Regions from separate parts of the Homo sapiens genome. Here region 1 is linked to region 2. Evidence: chromatin loops called from intact Hi-C (ENCODE). Cell type or tissue: OCI-LY7. All regions are shown on one strand.

The links. Peaks named below come from ENCODE experiments on the same cell type or tissue, not always from the same donor. Only the 100,000 strongest peaks of a DNase experiment are listed, where the experiment ranks them.
Region 1: it touches region 2 in a loop (5-fold over the local background); 3 of 110 quality-filtered maps call a loop at or near these places.

What each region holds. Positions count from the first base shown.
Region 1 is chr19:16,146,682-16,154,681 of GRCh38, forward strand. HSH2D (hematopoietic SH2 domain containing) reads left to right here. Exons shown (of 6, transcript NM_001382417.1): 2 at 2,043-2,194; 3 at 5,871-5,960; 4 at 6,362-6,527; 5 at 7,718-7,810. The coding sequence starts at 2,070. Among named protein-coding and RNA genes, the nearest start is that of HSH2D, 7.0 kb to the left of the region's middle. In OCI-LY7, no CTCF peak of the experiment used is centred here; DNase peaks (open chromatin) are centred at 3,300, 7,170 and 7,450; H3K4me3 peaks cover 1,577 bases; H3K27ac peaks cover 3,730 bases.
Region 2 is chr19:16,441,072-16,449,071 of GRCh38, forward strand. EPS15L1 (epidermal growth factor receptor pathway substrate 15 like 1) reads right to left here. Exons shown (of 24, transcript NM_001258374.3): 2 at 1,107-1,148; 3 at 821-910. Among named protein-coding and RNA genes, the nearest start is that of EPS15L1, 27 kb to the right of the region's middle. RefSeq lists enhancers at 1-490, 491-991, 3,414-3,593, 3,696-4,895, 4,630-4,709 and 1 more. In OCI-LY7, CTCF peaks have their summits at 775 (motif pointing right) and 978; DNase peaks (open chromatin) are centred at 2,710, 4,470, 5,250, 6,050 and 3 weaker places; H3K4me3 peaks cover 5,907 bases; H3K27ac peaks cover 7,934 bases.

The DNA.
Region 1 (8,000 bases), 290 kb before region 2:
TCTCAAAAAAAAAGAAAGAAAGAAATCAGGGCAACCCTTTTTGACCACCACCGTTGGGTCAGCTGTTTATTTCGTTCACTTGCCATTTTGTCATTTCCTTATTCCTCCAGGGGCCTTGATATTTACTTAATATTTAAATACTCTACTCTTTTTTTTTTTTTTGAGATGGAGTCTCACTCTGCCCCCCAGGCTGGAGTGCAATGGCGCGATCTTGGCTCACTGCAACCTCTGCCTCCTGAGTTCTAGCAATTCTCCTGCCTCAGCCTCCTGAGTAGCTGGGATTACAGGCACCCACCACCTCATCTGGCTAATTTTTGTATTTTTAGTAGAGATGGGGTTTCACCATGTTGGCCAGGCTGGCCTCGAACTCCTGACCTCAGGTGATCCACCTGCCTCAGCCTCCCAAAGTGCTGGGATTACAGGCGTGAACCACCATGCCCAGCTCTAAATACTCTATTCTTAAATTTCAAAACATTTATTTATAAAATGAACTTTCTAGTCCTTGCAATAATGGCATAAAAGGCTGGGCACAATGGCTCACACCTGTAATGCTAGCACTTTGGGAGGCTGACACAGGTGGATTTCTTGAGTCCAGGAGTTTGAGACCAATGTGGGCAGCAAGGTGAAACCCCATCTCTACAAAAATACAAAAATTAGCCAGGCGTGGTGGCACATGCCTGTGGTCCCAGCTACTTGGGGGACTGAGGTGGGAGAATCACTTGAGGGAAGAAGGTCGAGGCTGCAGTGAGCCAAGATGGGGCCACTGCACTCCAGCCTGGGTGACAGAGTGAGACCCTGTCTCAAAAAAAAAAAAAAAGAAAAAAAACACAATGGCATAAGAAGAATAAAAGGAAAAGTCCTTGAAGGCCTTTGGGGATGAGCCAATGAATGAATGTGTAAAAACTATCAGGCACATAGTAGGTGCCCAAAAAATCACAAGCCAGTGGTTTTTTTTTTGTTTTGTTTTGTTTTGTTTTGTTTTGAGACGGAGTCTCACTCTGTTGCCCAGGCTGGAGTGCAGTGGTGCAATCTCGGCTCACTGCAGCCTCCGCCTCCTGGGGTCAAGTGATTCTCGTGCCTCAGCCTCCCAAGTAGCTGTGATTATAGGCACAGGCCGCTGTGCCCAGCTCATTTTTGTATTTTTGTAGTGACAGGGTTTCACCACGTGGCCCAGGCTGGTCTTGAACTCCTGATCTCAGGTAATCCACCTGCCTTGGCCTCCCAAAGTGCTAGGATTACAGGCGTGAGCCACCACGCCCAGCCACACAAGCCAGTTTTTTGTTGTTGTTGTTTTTGAAACATGGTCTTGCTCTGTTCCCCAGGCTGGAGTGCAGTGGCACAACCACAGCTCACTGCAGCCATATCCTCCTGAGCTCAAGGGATCCTCCCACCTCAGCCTCCTGAGTAGCTGGGACTACAGGCATGCACCACCACACCCAGCTAATTTTTAAATTTTATTTTATTGATTTATTTGCTTATTTATTTTTTGAGGAGTCTCACTCTGTCGCCCAGGCTGGAGCACAGTGGCATGATCTTGGCTCACTGCAACCTCTGCCCCCCGGGTTCAAGTGATTCTCCTGCCTCAGCCTCCGGAGTAGCTGGGATTACAAGTGCCCACCACCACACCCAGCTAATTTTTGTATTTTTAGTAGAGACAGGGTTTCATGATGTTGGCCGGGCTGGTCTCAAACTCCTGACCTCAGGTGATCTACCCACCTTGGCTTCCCAAAGTGCTGAGATTACAGGCGTGAGCCACCGCACCTGGCCAAATTTTTTAATTTTTTGTAGAGATGGGGGTCTCACTATGTTGCCCAGGCTGGTCTGGAACTCCTGGGCTCAAGCAATCCTCCCACCTTGGCCTCCCAAAGTGCTGGGATTACACATGTGAGCCGTCACACCCAGCCACAAGCCAGTTTTAAGTCCATTGCTCTGTCCACCCTGGAGGACTTCTCAAAGGAGGAGGCACCACAAGCTTCAAGAATAGAGCAAAGATAAGAGGTGCATCAAGCTTGATTCTTGTCTTCCCTCCCTTCTCTACCCAGGTGACCTTCCCTCCACCCCAGGAAGCTATGACAGAGGCCGGGAAGCTGCCCCTACCGCTACCCCCACGGCTGGACTGGTTTGTGCACACCCAGATGGGCCAGCTGGCCCAAGACGGGGTCCCCGAGTGGTTCCATGGTGCAATCTCAAGAGAGTGAGGACACACCCACACCCTCCACCCTGCCCTCCCCACCCTGTCCTTGTCTGTCCCTACCCTGGGCAGCTTTTAACTGCAGAATTCTGGACTTGGCTCAGCTCAGTGTGGCAAGAGGCTAAAATGAGCTCCAGGCTCCCAGGCTTGAATCCTGCCACCTCTTTGGGCTCACTGTGTGACCTGGGGCAAGTTACTTGCTCTCTCTGAGCCTCAGCTTTCTCTATACAAGTGGCCAACAGACCAGCACTGCCAGGGACCTGGCAGCACCCCACACCTCGCCCAGGCCAAGCATTACCAATCAACGATGGCAGCATGCAGCCTCAGAATCTTTCTCTCTTTCTTTTTGAGACAGGGTCTCACTCTGTCACCCAGGCTGGAGTGCAGTGGTGCAATCTTGGCTCACTGCAACCTCTGCCTCCCGGACTCAAGTGATTCTTCCGCCTCAACTTGCTAAGTAGCTGGGATTACAGGCACATGCCACCAAGCCTGACTAATTTTTGTGTTTATAGTAGAGATAGGGTTTCACCATGTTGGCCAGGCTGGTCTCAAACTCCTGGCCTCAAGTGATTCACCCGCCTCGGCCTCCCGAAGTGCTGGGATTACAGGCGTGAGCCACCGCACCCGGCCAGAATCTTTCTGAACACAGTACTCCAAGCAGCTGCTCTCAACCCATCAGGATACAACCAATGTGCCCTTTCTTTTTTTTTCTTTTTCTATTTTTTTTTTTTGAGACAGAGTTCCGCTCCTGTTGCCCAGGCTGGTGTGTAGTGGCGCGATCTCGGCTCACTGCAGCCTCTATCTCCTGGGTTCAAGCAATCCTCCTGCCTCATGAGTAGCTGGGACTACAGGCATGCACCACCGCACCCGGCTAATATTTGTATTTTTAGTAGAGACGAGGTTTCACCATGTTGGCCAGGCTAGTCTCAAACTCCTGACCTCAAGTGATCTGCCGGCCTCGGCCTCCCAAAGTGCTGGGATTACAGGCATGAGCCACCGTGCCTGGCCCCAATGTGCCCTTTCTACCTCAGACTGTGAGCTCTGAGGATGTGGGCCCGGCTCTAACTAAATGGAGGAAAAAATATTTATGGCCACTCTCTGCATGCAGGAAATTGAGAAAATTCTGTGAAGGCCACAGAGAGGAAGTAGTATTGGTCATGGTTTCTGAGCTCTGGGGCCTTGCTGAATAACAGAAATATAACATGAGTTGCACATTGCAATTTAAAAAAATTTTAGTAGTTATATTAAAAGAAGCAGCTGGCTGCACTGGCACTTACCTTTAATCCCAGCTACTTGGAATGCTGAGGCGGGAGGATCGCTTGAGCCCAGGAGTTCAAGGCTGGCCTGGACAACATAGTGAGACTCCATCTCTAAAAGGAATTTTAGGCTGGGTGCAGTGGCTCATGCTTGTAATCCCAGCACTTTGGGAGGCCGAGGCTGGCAGACCACCTGAGGTCAGGAGTTTGAGACCAGCCTGGACAACATGGTGAAACCTTGTGTCTACTGAAAATACAAAATTAGCCAGGCGTGGTGGCGCATGCCTGTAATCCCAGCTACTCGAGAGGCTGAGGCAGCAGAATCACTTGAACCCAGGAGGCGGAGATTGCAGTGAGCTGAGGTCGTGCCACTGCACTCCAGGCTGAGCAACAAGAGTAAAACTCCGTCTCAAAAAAAAAAAAATTAACTGGGCACGGTGGCACGTGCCTGTAATCCCAGCTACTCGGGTGGCTGAGGCAGGAGACTTGCTGGAACCCTGCAGGCAGAGATCATGCCACTGCACTCCAGCCTGGGTGACAGAGCAAGATTCCAGCTCAAAAAAAAAAAAAAATTAAAAAAATTAGCCAGGCGTGTGGAACATGCCTGTGGTTCTGGCTACTCAGGAGGCTGAGGTGGGAGGATCTCTTGAGCCCAGGAATTCAAGGTTTCAGTGAGTTATGATTGCATCTCTGCACTCCAGCCTGAGTGATAGAGTAAGACCCTGTCTCAAAAACAAAAAACAATTCATGAAACAGCATATGTTCCTTTTTTGTGTTGTTTTGGAAATCAGTACAAAAGGCCAGTGGCCTCTGTATTGAACAGTGCAGGACCAAAGTCTCCCCAGCTTGTCCCACAGAAGGCGGCCTTCCTCTCTGTGAACTCCAGATAATAATGGTAATAATATAGAAAATAGACTGATTTCGGTGGCTCACGCCTGTAATCCCAGCACTTTGGGAGGCCGAGGCGGGCGGATCACCAGAGGTCAGGAGCTCGAGACCAGCCTGGCAAACATGGTGAAACCCCGTCTCTACTAAAAATACAAAAAATTAGCTGGGCGTGGTTGCGGGTACCTGTAATCCCAGTTACTTGGGAGGCTGAGGCAGGAGAATAGCTTGAACCTGGGAGGCAGAGGTTGCAGTGAGCCAAGATTGCATCATTGCACTCCAGCCTGGGCAACAAAAGCAAAACTCCAACTCAAAAAAAAAAAAAAAAAGAGAGAGAGAGAGAATAATAGTAATAATAACAGCAAACATTTTGGGAGCACTTACCAGGTAGCAGCTGTCATGCTTATGTTGCAAGTTCTTTCTGTTCTCACAGCAGCCTTGGAAGTGGAGTTTACTCTCCCCTTGAGGAAGCTGAAGGTCAGAAAGGGAGAGACGATTGCCTGAGGTCACACAGCTGATGGACAGTAGAGCTGGGTTATGAACTCGAATGCATCTGAGCATACAGGTCCTTCTTTGTTACTTGTGACACCTTGATCCACCCAAAGGTGCCTTAATCGGGGGATTCCAGGCATTGGGAAGGGGCTGTGGGAGATGGGAGGAGGTCTGGCCTGAGATCAAGGTCATCAGACGCCTCCTAGCTCCTCGGGGGGAACATCCCTAATCCCTGAATAGCCCAAGGTCTGCCACAGCTGAAAAAAAAAAAAAAAAAAAAAAAAGATGGGTTTGGGGTGTTTGTTCATTTAGAAAACAGGCCGGGCACAGTGGCTCACACCTGTAATCCCAGCACTTTGGGAGGCTGAGGCAGGCGGATCACTTGAGGACAGGGGTTTGAGACCAGCCTGGCCAACATGGTGAAACCCTGTCTCTACTAAAAAAAAAAAAAAAAAGTTGGGCATGGTGGCGGGCGCCTGTAATCCCCGCTACTCAGGAGGCTGAGGCAAGAGAATCACCTGAACCCAGGAGGTTGAGGCTGCAGTAAGCCAAGGTCACGCCATTGCACTCAGCCTGGGAGACAGAGCGAGACTCTGTCTCAACAAAAAAAAAAAAAAAAAGGAAAAAAGAGGCCGGGCACGGTGGCTCACACCTATAATCCCAGCACTTTGGGAGGCCGAGGTGGGCGGATCACGAGGTCAGGAGATCGAGACCATCCTGGCTAACACAGTGAAACCCCATCTCTACTAAAATATACAAAAAATTAGCCGGGCGTGGTGGCTGGCGCCTGTGGTCCCAGCTACTTGGGAGGCTGAGGCAGGAGAATGGCGTGAATCCGGGAGGCGGAGCTTGCAGTAAGTTGAGATCGCGCCACTGCACTCCAGCCGGGGGGACAGAGCGAGACTCTGTCTCAAAAAAAAAAAAAAGGAAAAAAGAAAAATGAAAACTACCAGCCTTCTCCATGAATGATCCCATGGCCCCAGGAGTCTAACTGGTACGTGGGGCGGCTGGACTGTTTCATTTCCTTTCTGTGTGTGCCCTTCCAGGGATGCTGAGAACTTGCTGGAGTCACAGCCACTGGGATCCTTTCTCATCAGGGTCAGTCACAGCCATGTGGGCTACACACTCTCCTACAAGTAAGGCCTGGGCCGGGATCCAGGGCAGGGGCAGGTGGGCTCTTGGGTTTCCTTGGAGGGGGCAAGGGGTGCTTCATGTCATAGCTTCTCAGAAAGCAGCAGTAACTGAGGCTGTGGATCTGAGAACGGGAGCTGCTAGCCAAGCAATGAGTGAAGCTTTTGTCCGTAGTGGCATGTTTTATCTGAGGCCAGCCTTTGTACTCCTGTGTTATAAATGGGGGAAACTGAGGCACAGCGAGGTTAGTAACCTGCTGGGTGTTGCATGGCCAGTGAGTGAAGAAGCCTGCATGGGAACCTGGGGTAGTCTGGCTGTAGCAGTGACGCTGCCGGCCCAAGGGCTGGGGACTTGGGGCAGGGATGAGGGGGAGTAGGATGTCCCAGCCCCCGCAGTGTCTCCGCAGAGCCCAAAGCAGCTGCTGCCATTTCATGGTGAAGCTCTTGGATGATGGGACTTTCATGATCCCCGGGGAGAAGGTGGCCCACACCTCGCTGGACGCCCTGGTCACCTTCCACCAGCAGAAGCCAATTGAGCCGCGCAGGGAGCTGCTGACACAGCCCTGCAGGCAGGTGAGGGCGGGGACCCACAAGGTTCACAGCCATTTCCTTGGGGCCAAGCCCCCCAGACCCCTTTGTTTCCCACGCCCCCATCAGCTCCTCTTGATTCTGTCACTCTCATGGTCCTTGGCCCCTCCGGCCCCACCCCAGTAGTCCCTCTGCCCCCCACAGCGGTCTCCGTTGTGGTTCCTGCTTCCCCATGGCTCCGCCCTCCAGGCCCATGTCAACAGGCTGATTTTTTATAAGGGTTCATGTGCCAGGTATAATCTTGGCTCATCTGAAGGAATGACATCTTTCCTTAGAAGGCTCGGTGGGCGTGGCCTGGCTCCCAATACGCTTTCCTTAGAAGGCTCAGTGGGTGTGGCCTGGCTCCCAATAAACTGCTGTGGGTGGAGCATCTTTCCTTAGAAGGCTCAGTGGGTGTGGCCTGGCTCCCAATAAACTGCTGTGGGTGGAGCATCTTTCCTTAGAAGCTCGGTGGGCGTGGCCTGGCTCCCAATACGCTTTCCTTAGAAGGCTCAGTGGGTGGCCTGGCTCCCAATAAACTGCTGTGGGCAGGGCATGTTTCCTTAGAAGGCCCAGTGGGCGTGGCCTAGCCCCTAAGAAACTGCTGAGGGGGGTTATCTCTCCTTAGAAGGCTCAGTGGGTGTGGCCTAGCTCCCAATAAACTGCTGTGGGCGGGGCATCTTTCCTTAGAAGGCTCAGTGGGTGTTGCCTAGTCCCCAAGAAACTGCTGTGGGCAGGGCATCTTTCCTTATAGGGCTTGGTGTGCCTGGCCTAGCTCCCAAGAAATTGTGGTAGGTGGGGCATCTTTCCTTAGAAGGCTCAGTGGGTGTGGCCTAGCTCCCAAGAAACTGCTGTGGGTGGGGCATCTTTCCTTATAGGACTCAGTGGGCCTGACCTAGCGCCCAAGAAACTGTTGTGGGCGGGGCATCTTTCCTTAGAAGGCTCAGTGGGTGTGGCCTAGCTCCCAAGAACGTGCTATGGGCGGGGCATCTTTCTTTAGAAGGCTCAGTGGGTGTGTCCCAATCCCTAAGAAATGGCTGTGGGTGGGGCATATTTTCTTATAACGCTTAGTGGGCGTGGCCTAGGTACTAAGAAACTGCTATTCAAGGGATGGTCCCTGAGACCTGCCTTCCAGGGTCCGTGCAGGACCTTTCCCCCTCCCTAGTGCTGAGCTACAGGCCCCTTCCGCCCTGCAGAAGGATCCCGCAAACGTGGATTACGAGGATCTCTTCCTCTACTCCAACGCAGTGGCCGAGGAAGCTGCCTGCCCGGTGTCTGCCCCTGAGGAGGTATGTATATGACAGGAGGCTGGCACCTCCCACCTGGCTGAGGGGCAGGAGTGGAGGTGGTCAACAGCTTCCAGAGGAGGCTCCTTCTAGAATGAGAATGCGATCCTACAGCTTGGTGCTTTAAACCTTTCCAGTGCTTTTGCAACACCGAGATTAAAATTCAAACTACAATCTGAGGTCCTCTTTCTGC
Region 2 (8,000 bases):
TCTGCCCAGGGGCGCACAGCCAGTCAGCGGCAGGGCCCAGAGGACATCCAGGTGCACTCAGCTCCCAAGCCAATGGTGTTTATGACACCCTTCTTCCCCCAACTAAAGTCCGCAAGTGGCCAAGCGCGGTGGTTCACGCCTGTAATCCCAGCACTTTGGGAGGCCAAGGTGGGCGATTCACCTGAGGTCAGGAGTGCGAGACCAGTCTGGCTAACACAGTGAAACCCCGTCCCTACTAAAAATACAAAAAATTAGCCGGGCGTGGTGGCAGGTGCCTGTAGCCCCAGCTACTCGGGAGGCTGAGGCAGGAGAATGGCGTGAACCCAGAAGGTGGAGCTTGCAGTGAGCTGAGATCACGCTACTGCACTCCAGCCTGGGCGACAGAGCGAGACTGTCTCAAAAAAAAAATTAGCCGGGTGTGGTAGCATGTGCCTGTAATCCCAGCTATTCAAGAGGCTGAGGCAGGAGAATCACTTGAACCCGGGAGGAGGAGGTTGCAGTGAGCCGAGATCGCGCCGCTGCATTCCAGCCTAGGCAACAAGAGCGAAACTCTGTCTCAAAAAAAAAAAAAAAAAAAAAAGTCCACAAGCTATCAAGACCCCAAAAGTACTCGGGTTTCTTATCTGCTACCAAAGTAGTGGTGGGGGCTGCCACCTGGGCATTTGGATCCACCAGCTGCAGCCTGAGAGGTCTGCAGCGACCAGGCCACTACCCAGGAGGCCGGGCCCCATGGAAGGAGGCCTGCACAGGCTGGCCCTGACCTGCGGGGGGAGCTGTGAGGGCAGCCACAGAAGAGAAATCACTATTCATCTTCACATACCTTCCCAAGGATAATGTCCGAGAGGCCAGACTTCTTTAGAAAAAGCGCAGCTTCACTCGCCCCCACCCTCCCTGTGTATGCCGGATCGACCTGAAATGGGAGACCAAGAGGCAAAATAACTTTTCAGCAAATGCAGCAGCAGGTGAAGTGGCACCCGCCACGCTAACTATCCGCTGACAGTGAACAGAAAAGGACAAAAGGCCGCTCAGCCGGGCTTCTATTCTGTACTGTGCTTTCAGCTCAGGCATGCTCTAGTTCCATCTGAAGAGACATCAGCTAAACTTACCTGCTTGTAATAAGATTCATACAACGAATTTCCAGTGGGAATCTGTAAATGAAACCACAGATATTGGTCAAAAGTGAACACAACCCCTTGGGGAAAAAAAGGGTTGCCCCCTCAATTTTGTCATGACCAAAATATATGATGATAGTTAGAGTCAAAATGCATGCACTTTAAACATCCTCTGAACACAGAATTCAGTTTATCTTCAGACACAGATATTATTATGCTTACCTGATTTAGAAAAAGTAAGCTTAATGTTCTTTAATAAATCCTGATTCTAGGGCAAACAATATAGTCACTCAGGAAACAGCAGCAGCAGCCCAGTGTCAATTTCCATTCACTGAGCAAAGGGATTTCAGCTCCTGGAGAGCTCAGAGGGAAAGGACACTCTATCCTCTGAGATTGTTCTCTGGCTCCGGAATCAGAAAAGAAGTTTCCACGCATTATCATAAATCACCAGGCCTGCAAGCTTTCGACCAGTTTCCCTGGCCTGGGTCTGGTTCTCAACCATCCCATCCATCCTCCTCCAGCTACCTGAGTGCTCAGAGACGCACACTGACCAGCCCGCGCCCGGAGAGCGCTGGCCAGTAACTGTTCCCACCAGGGAAGGAAGGAAGTGCAGTGTCCTCAGCTTGGCACTGAAGATATTCCATTTCCCGACACCTCAGAGCCCCAAGACATCGCTGTTTGGAGGTCACTTCCCCATCTAGGGTCACGCAGCTAATCGGGGCCACCAGAGGCCACACCTGGATCCAGCCTGGCTGGCGGCCAAGTCCAGACACTTCCCGCTGTGTCCTGAGCTCTGCCAGACGTCTCCCAGGGAAGGGGAGGGACACCCAGGGGAGTGTGCCAACCTGGTGGGGAATTATGCAGTCCCTGAAATGCTGGCTGTAAAAGTTTACGTGCGTTGGTGTTTTAGTAAGTGAGGTGAAAAAAGAGCACACAAACCTGCCGCTGATGTAATAAGCGATAAAAGTGAAGAATGCACAATGACACCTAATTATACAGAATGGATGTGTAAACAGCTAAAGAGAATAGAACTGGGCAGGGAAAAGAGGACTATCTTGGGGGCAGGATTACAGTGTTTATCCAACAAATTCTGGGACTGCTGTTGTACGATTTCTCACAATGAATAAAACCAGGGGGACGTAGACTCCTTCCAGTTATAGTCATTGGATTTGAACCAATACGCACCCACCACTTGCATATTGTTGTGCTACAAAGGGTCATTTGAAGCTAAAAATAATGCCCAGGCCGGGCGCAGTGGCTCACGCCTATAATCCCAGTACTTTGTGAGGCCAAGGCAGGCAGATCACCTGAGGTCAGGAGTTCGAGACCTGGCCAACATGACAAAGCGAGACACCATCTCTACAACAAATACAAAAATTAGCCAGGCGTGGTGGCATGCACCTGTAATCCCAGCTACTTGGGAGGCTGAGGCAGGAGAATCGCTTGAACCCAGGAGGCGGAGGTTGCAGTGAGCCGAGATCGTACCACTGCACTCCAGCCTGGGTGACAAGAGTGAAACTCTGTCTCAAAAATAAAAAGAAAAAAATAATAATGCCCGGATTATGGTCAGCGTCTCTGGGGGACGCCAACACCTGTGAATGTATAAAGAAGTGAAAGTTGTAATCCCAAACAGCACTTTGGGAGGCCGAGGCAGGCAGATCACGAGGTCAGGAGCTCAAGATCAGTCTGGCCAACATAGTGAAACCCCGTCTCTACTAAAAATACAGAAAATTAGTCAGGTGTGGTGGTGTGCGCCTGTAATCCCAGCTACTCAGGAGGCTGAGACAGGAGAATTGCATTAATCCGGGAGGCAGAGATTGCAGTGAGCCGAGATCGCGCCACTGCACTCCAGCCCAGGCGACGGTGCGAGACTCCGTCTCAAAAAAAAAAAAAAAAAAAAGAAGTGAAAGTACAGAGAAAACTACCATGACAAAATGAAAATAGAAGGAAAATAGCATAAAGATCTGAAAGGGGAGAGGGAAAAAGTCAAAAAAAAAAAAAAGAGGAAAAGAAAGGGGGAAACACTGAAAAGGCAGAAAAAACTAGAATAACATGAAAAAGCAAGAAAAGCCAGAGATTTAGGAGCCATCATTTTAAAACAGACAAAGACATCATGGAAAAGACATAGGAGGTAAGTGTGTATAGCAACAGCAGCCCCAAGATGGCTGCCCCCCTCGTGCTTGGAGGCAGTGACACCATTCCTGGGTGAGGGGTACAGGAAGGAGTGGCTATCACCCTTAGCATCTTACAACCTCGTTAGATGACAGTGTCCAGCCATCACACCTGTGTCAACTTCTGGGCTCAAACTCCAGCTTATTTCCAAAATATGTCTCCCCAGAGGAAGAAGACCCACAGAAAGGAGGCCAAGGCAGGCAGGCTGTTTGTCATCTGTCAGTAAAGGTGACAGTGGTCAGGTCTAGGCAGCAAACAGCACATCGCCTGCCATGGGTTCACAGACTCCAGAGGCCCTCACTTCAGATGACAAAGGTGCCCTTCCTGCCAATGATCAGAGAGGTCTGGATCTGAAGCACATTTCCAGACAAGTTTTTTTTTTTTTTTTTGAGACAGGGTCTTGTTCTGTCACCCAAGCTGGAGAGCAGTGGCGCAATCTCAGCTCATTGCAATCTCTGACTCCTGGATTCAAGCCATTCTCCTACCTCAGCCTCCCGAGTAGCTGGGACTACAGGTGCGTGCCACCATGCCCACTTAATTTCTGTATTTTCAGTAGAAGCGAGGTTTCACCATATTGGCCAGGCTGGTCCTGACCTCAGGTGATCCGCCTGCTTTGGCCTCCCAAAGTGCTGGGATTACAGGCATGAGCCACCACGCCCAGCCCCAGGCGAGTTTTTTAACAATCTCATGGGAAGCAAGGGAAAGAGGTTTCCAAGCTACTGTGATTCCAGTGGAAAAAAAAGAGTTTCAGTCTTTGAGGCATGCAGGGTTATTAAATATCTGCTCTACTTCCCAGGCGCTAATGAGCAACAAGATCCGCAACCAAGAGAAACAAGGCCTGGACTAATCCAGAAGAGTCGCTGAAGGACACAGCCCAGAGCTCCAACCTCTGCCCATCCATGCTAAAGGCTCATCCGGCTCGAACACTTGATGACCACCGGATGTCACTCTCAAAAGACCTACAGCTGAGGGAAAGCCCAGGGAGTATGGCTCAACCATTGCTCATCACCACGGGAGTCCATCTGGGTAACCTGGAACAATGACAGTGGTCAGAGGTTTTGATCTAATTACACATATGTCAGGTTTTGCATATGCAAAAGCAGAAGGGGGAAGAAAGAAGGTACAGCACCAGGCCCCAACTGCCACTTCCTCTTATGCCAGGCTTCTTCCCAGGAACAATGGACTCACACCTGCACGCTGCCCTGATATGTCATTGCGACAGAACTGAAGACACATGTTGCTAATGACATAAATCCCCAGCCCCAGGCAGTCTGTCACTGGCCCCTGTGCAGAGACCTCTTGGCCCCCAAAAGGAAGATTCACAGCTACTGGGAAAGAGCCCTCTGTATGCTGAGAGCAGCCTCTGGAGCTGCCCACCCATGTCTGACCCCAAAGTGAGCCTGGGGCCAAGCCCGAGGCAACAGCAGAGAGGGGACGCACCAGGGGATGAGGCCTGCACCGTAAGAGGCTGCAGGTGGCACCAGGATGGCCGTAGGAATGGAAGGAAGTGCAGCAGAGCTGACCCGATGTGTTCTCCTGACCCAGCCCACTGTGCTGAGAAGACGCCATCTTCGCCTCTGCAGTGTGTGAATTGTTGATGAGGTTCAGTGTAGCTTTCAGCTCGGTCTTTCAGTTGCTCTTCCTAACTCAAAATGCTAAGAGACAACATGCAAAGTTCCTGTGGCCTCCTCACTTATCCTCCAGCCCAGAAACAATTTACAAGTGGGATGACAGAGAGAGGGGCACAAGGAGAAGGACAAGTTCACATCCTTCTGCTCTGAAGGCTTTAAAACACCGCAATTCACACAAGCGCCTGTAACTGTAACCCAGGACAACAGCAGTTGAGATGGAGAAACCCAGCAGAACCACCTCGGAGGAGAAACTGTCTCAGGATTGTGTTCTAACGACTCCTAAGCAGGGTTCACCCAACTCTGATCCCCGCACGTGGCCGAGGGCAGGACGCCTCCTACATCTTCATGCCTGGCTGCCTCCTGCCCAAACTCTCACTCTCACTCTGCTAGCAAAGTACGCGCTCTTGTGCAAAACAAACCAATGATCATCAGCCTTGGTTCAAAATGACTTTTGGAAAGCAATCCATTTTCACTGTAAAATGTTCAGAGAAGTACCTATAATCCCTTGTTTCCTATCCAGTACCTCTCATCCTCCCGACAACGCTAAAGGGCAGGTAATATTACTAGTCCAGTTGACAGGTGGGGAAACTGAGTTTGCCCTACTCAGGACCACAACAGCCAATGAGCAACAGTCAGTGAAGCACCCAGGATAGGTGGTCCTGGAGTCAGACCCTCACCTACTGTGCACCCTGTAATGACAGCCCAGGTGTCACAGGGCTGTGCACCGGACCACAGGACAGCCTCATGCATATGCTGGCCTGGGAAAATGCACGTCCGTGATGACGTGCTGGAGCATTTTATTAAACAGAAGAGGTCAAAAGGCAACACTCAATTTGAGCATATAAATGGACTTGAAAGCCAGTGTTTTCGATGACCTGCCATTTCCCCAGGAAAGCTGAGACCCCATAATGGCTATGTTTTTCAATGCCACTGCCAAGTTTTGCAGGAAGTTAGGCATATAACACTGAAACACATCTCAGTCTGAGTTCCTACTTAGAAAAACATATGGATGCAAAAACATAGCCCGGAGTAGAGCTTGCTTGATAATCCTTCCATTTCTGCCTTCCCCTTAGAGGCCCCCACAGGCCTTGCACAACCATCACCCAATGTGAGCCCAGCCCTCCCAGCAGGCCGGCCCACATTCTGCGGGTGAGATAACCTGGCTCAGTCATGTGGCAAGCACGGGGCAGAACTGGGACTTGACTCAAAACATTCAAAAGGCATCAGGGAAACGCTGGGGTATGTCTAACCTTCCTGGACTGGATGGGCAGCTCTCTCCAACTGCTCCATCAGAGGTTTCTACAGCAGAGCTAAGGTAAATGTTACCAAGAGAAGGAGAAGACTTGGCAAGTGAAAAGAGAGCTTTTCCAAATCACAAGGAAAAAGACATCTCAATTAAAAATGAGCAAAGAGAGAGGCAATTCAGAAAGAAGAGATGCAGCAAAGTTAGAAAGAAAATGTTCCATCTCACTAGTAATTTAAGTATTACAGGGCCAGGCACTCTGGCTCACACCTGTAATCCCAGCACTTAGGGAGGCCAAGGTGGGTGAATCACCTGAGGTCAGGAGTTCAAGACCAGCCTGGCCAACATGATGAAACCCCATCACTACTAAAAATACAAAAATTAGCCAGGCATGGTGGCAGGTGCCTGTAATCCCAGTTACTCAGGAGGCTGAGGCAGGAGAATCACTTGAACCTGGGAGGCGGAGGCTGCAGTGAGCCGAGATCATACCACTGCACTCCAGCCTGAGCGACAGAGCAAGACTTCATCTTCGGAAAAAAAAAAAAAGGCAGAGAAGCTAAAACAATTCTGAAAAAGAATAATAAAGTGGAAAGAGTCAGTCTACCTGATTTCAAGACTGACTCTATAGCTAGAGTAGTTAAGACAGTGGAGTATTGGCAGGGGGCGGGCACAGACAGTAATGCACAGAACAGAATGTAGAATCTGAGAAACAGACACACACAGATCTGCCCAGTGGATTTCTTGACAAAGGTGCAAAAGTATTTCAGGAGGAAGGAAAGCCTTTCCACAAAGGGCACTGGAGCAATCGGCATCCATAGGAAAAACATGGGCCTCGAACTAAAAGTCTTATGCCTCGTACAAAATGTAACTCAAAGTGGATCATGAATTCAAATGTAAAACATAATCCTCAGGATCTAGGGCAAAGCAAAGAGTTCTTAGACTTGACACCAAAAGCCCGATTCACAAAAGGAAAGATTGGCAGACAAACTTTATGTTTGCACTGTGAAAGAGCCATGTAAGGCCTGGCGTGGTGGTTCATGCCTGTAATCCCAGCACTTTGGGAGGCCGAGGCAGGAGGATCACCAGAGTTTGGGAGTTCAAGACCAGTCTGACCTACATGGAGAAACCCCATCTCTACTAAAAATGTAAAATTAGCCAGGCATGGTGGCGCATGCCTGTAATCCCAGCTACTCGGGAGGCTGAGGCAGGAGAATCGCTTGAACCCGGGAGATGGAGGTTGAGGTGAGCCGAGATCACACCATTGCACCATTGCACTCCAGCCTGGGCAATAAGAGCAAAATTCCGTATTAAAAAAAAAGGGGGGGGGAGAAAGGCCGGGCGCGGTGGCTCACACCTGTAATCCCAGCACATTGGGAGGCCAAGGTAGGCGGATCACCTGGGGTCAGGAGTTCAAGACCAGCCTGGCTAACATGGCTAAAAATACAAAAAAATTAGCTGGGTGTAGTGGTGTGCACCTGTAATCCCAGCTACCCAGGAGGCTAAGCCAGGAGAACTGCTTGAACCCAGCGGGCAGAGGCTGCAGTGAGCCGAGATTGTGCCACTGCACTCTAGCCTGGGTGACAGAGCAAGACTCCGTCTCAAAAAAAAAAGCCAGATAAAAAGGTGAAAAGGCAAGCTACAGACTAGAAAGAAAGGTTTGCAAAGCACATATCCAACAAATGACTACTATCTAAAATATATACTAGAGAGCTCTCAAATTCAACAGCATAAAAAAGAAAACAATCAAATTAGAACATGGGCAAGCCAGGCATGGTGGTGCGTACCTGTAGTCCCAGCACTTTGGGAGGCCAAAGCAGGAGGACTGCTTGAGCCCAGGAGTTC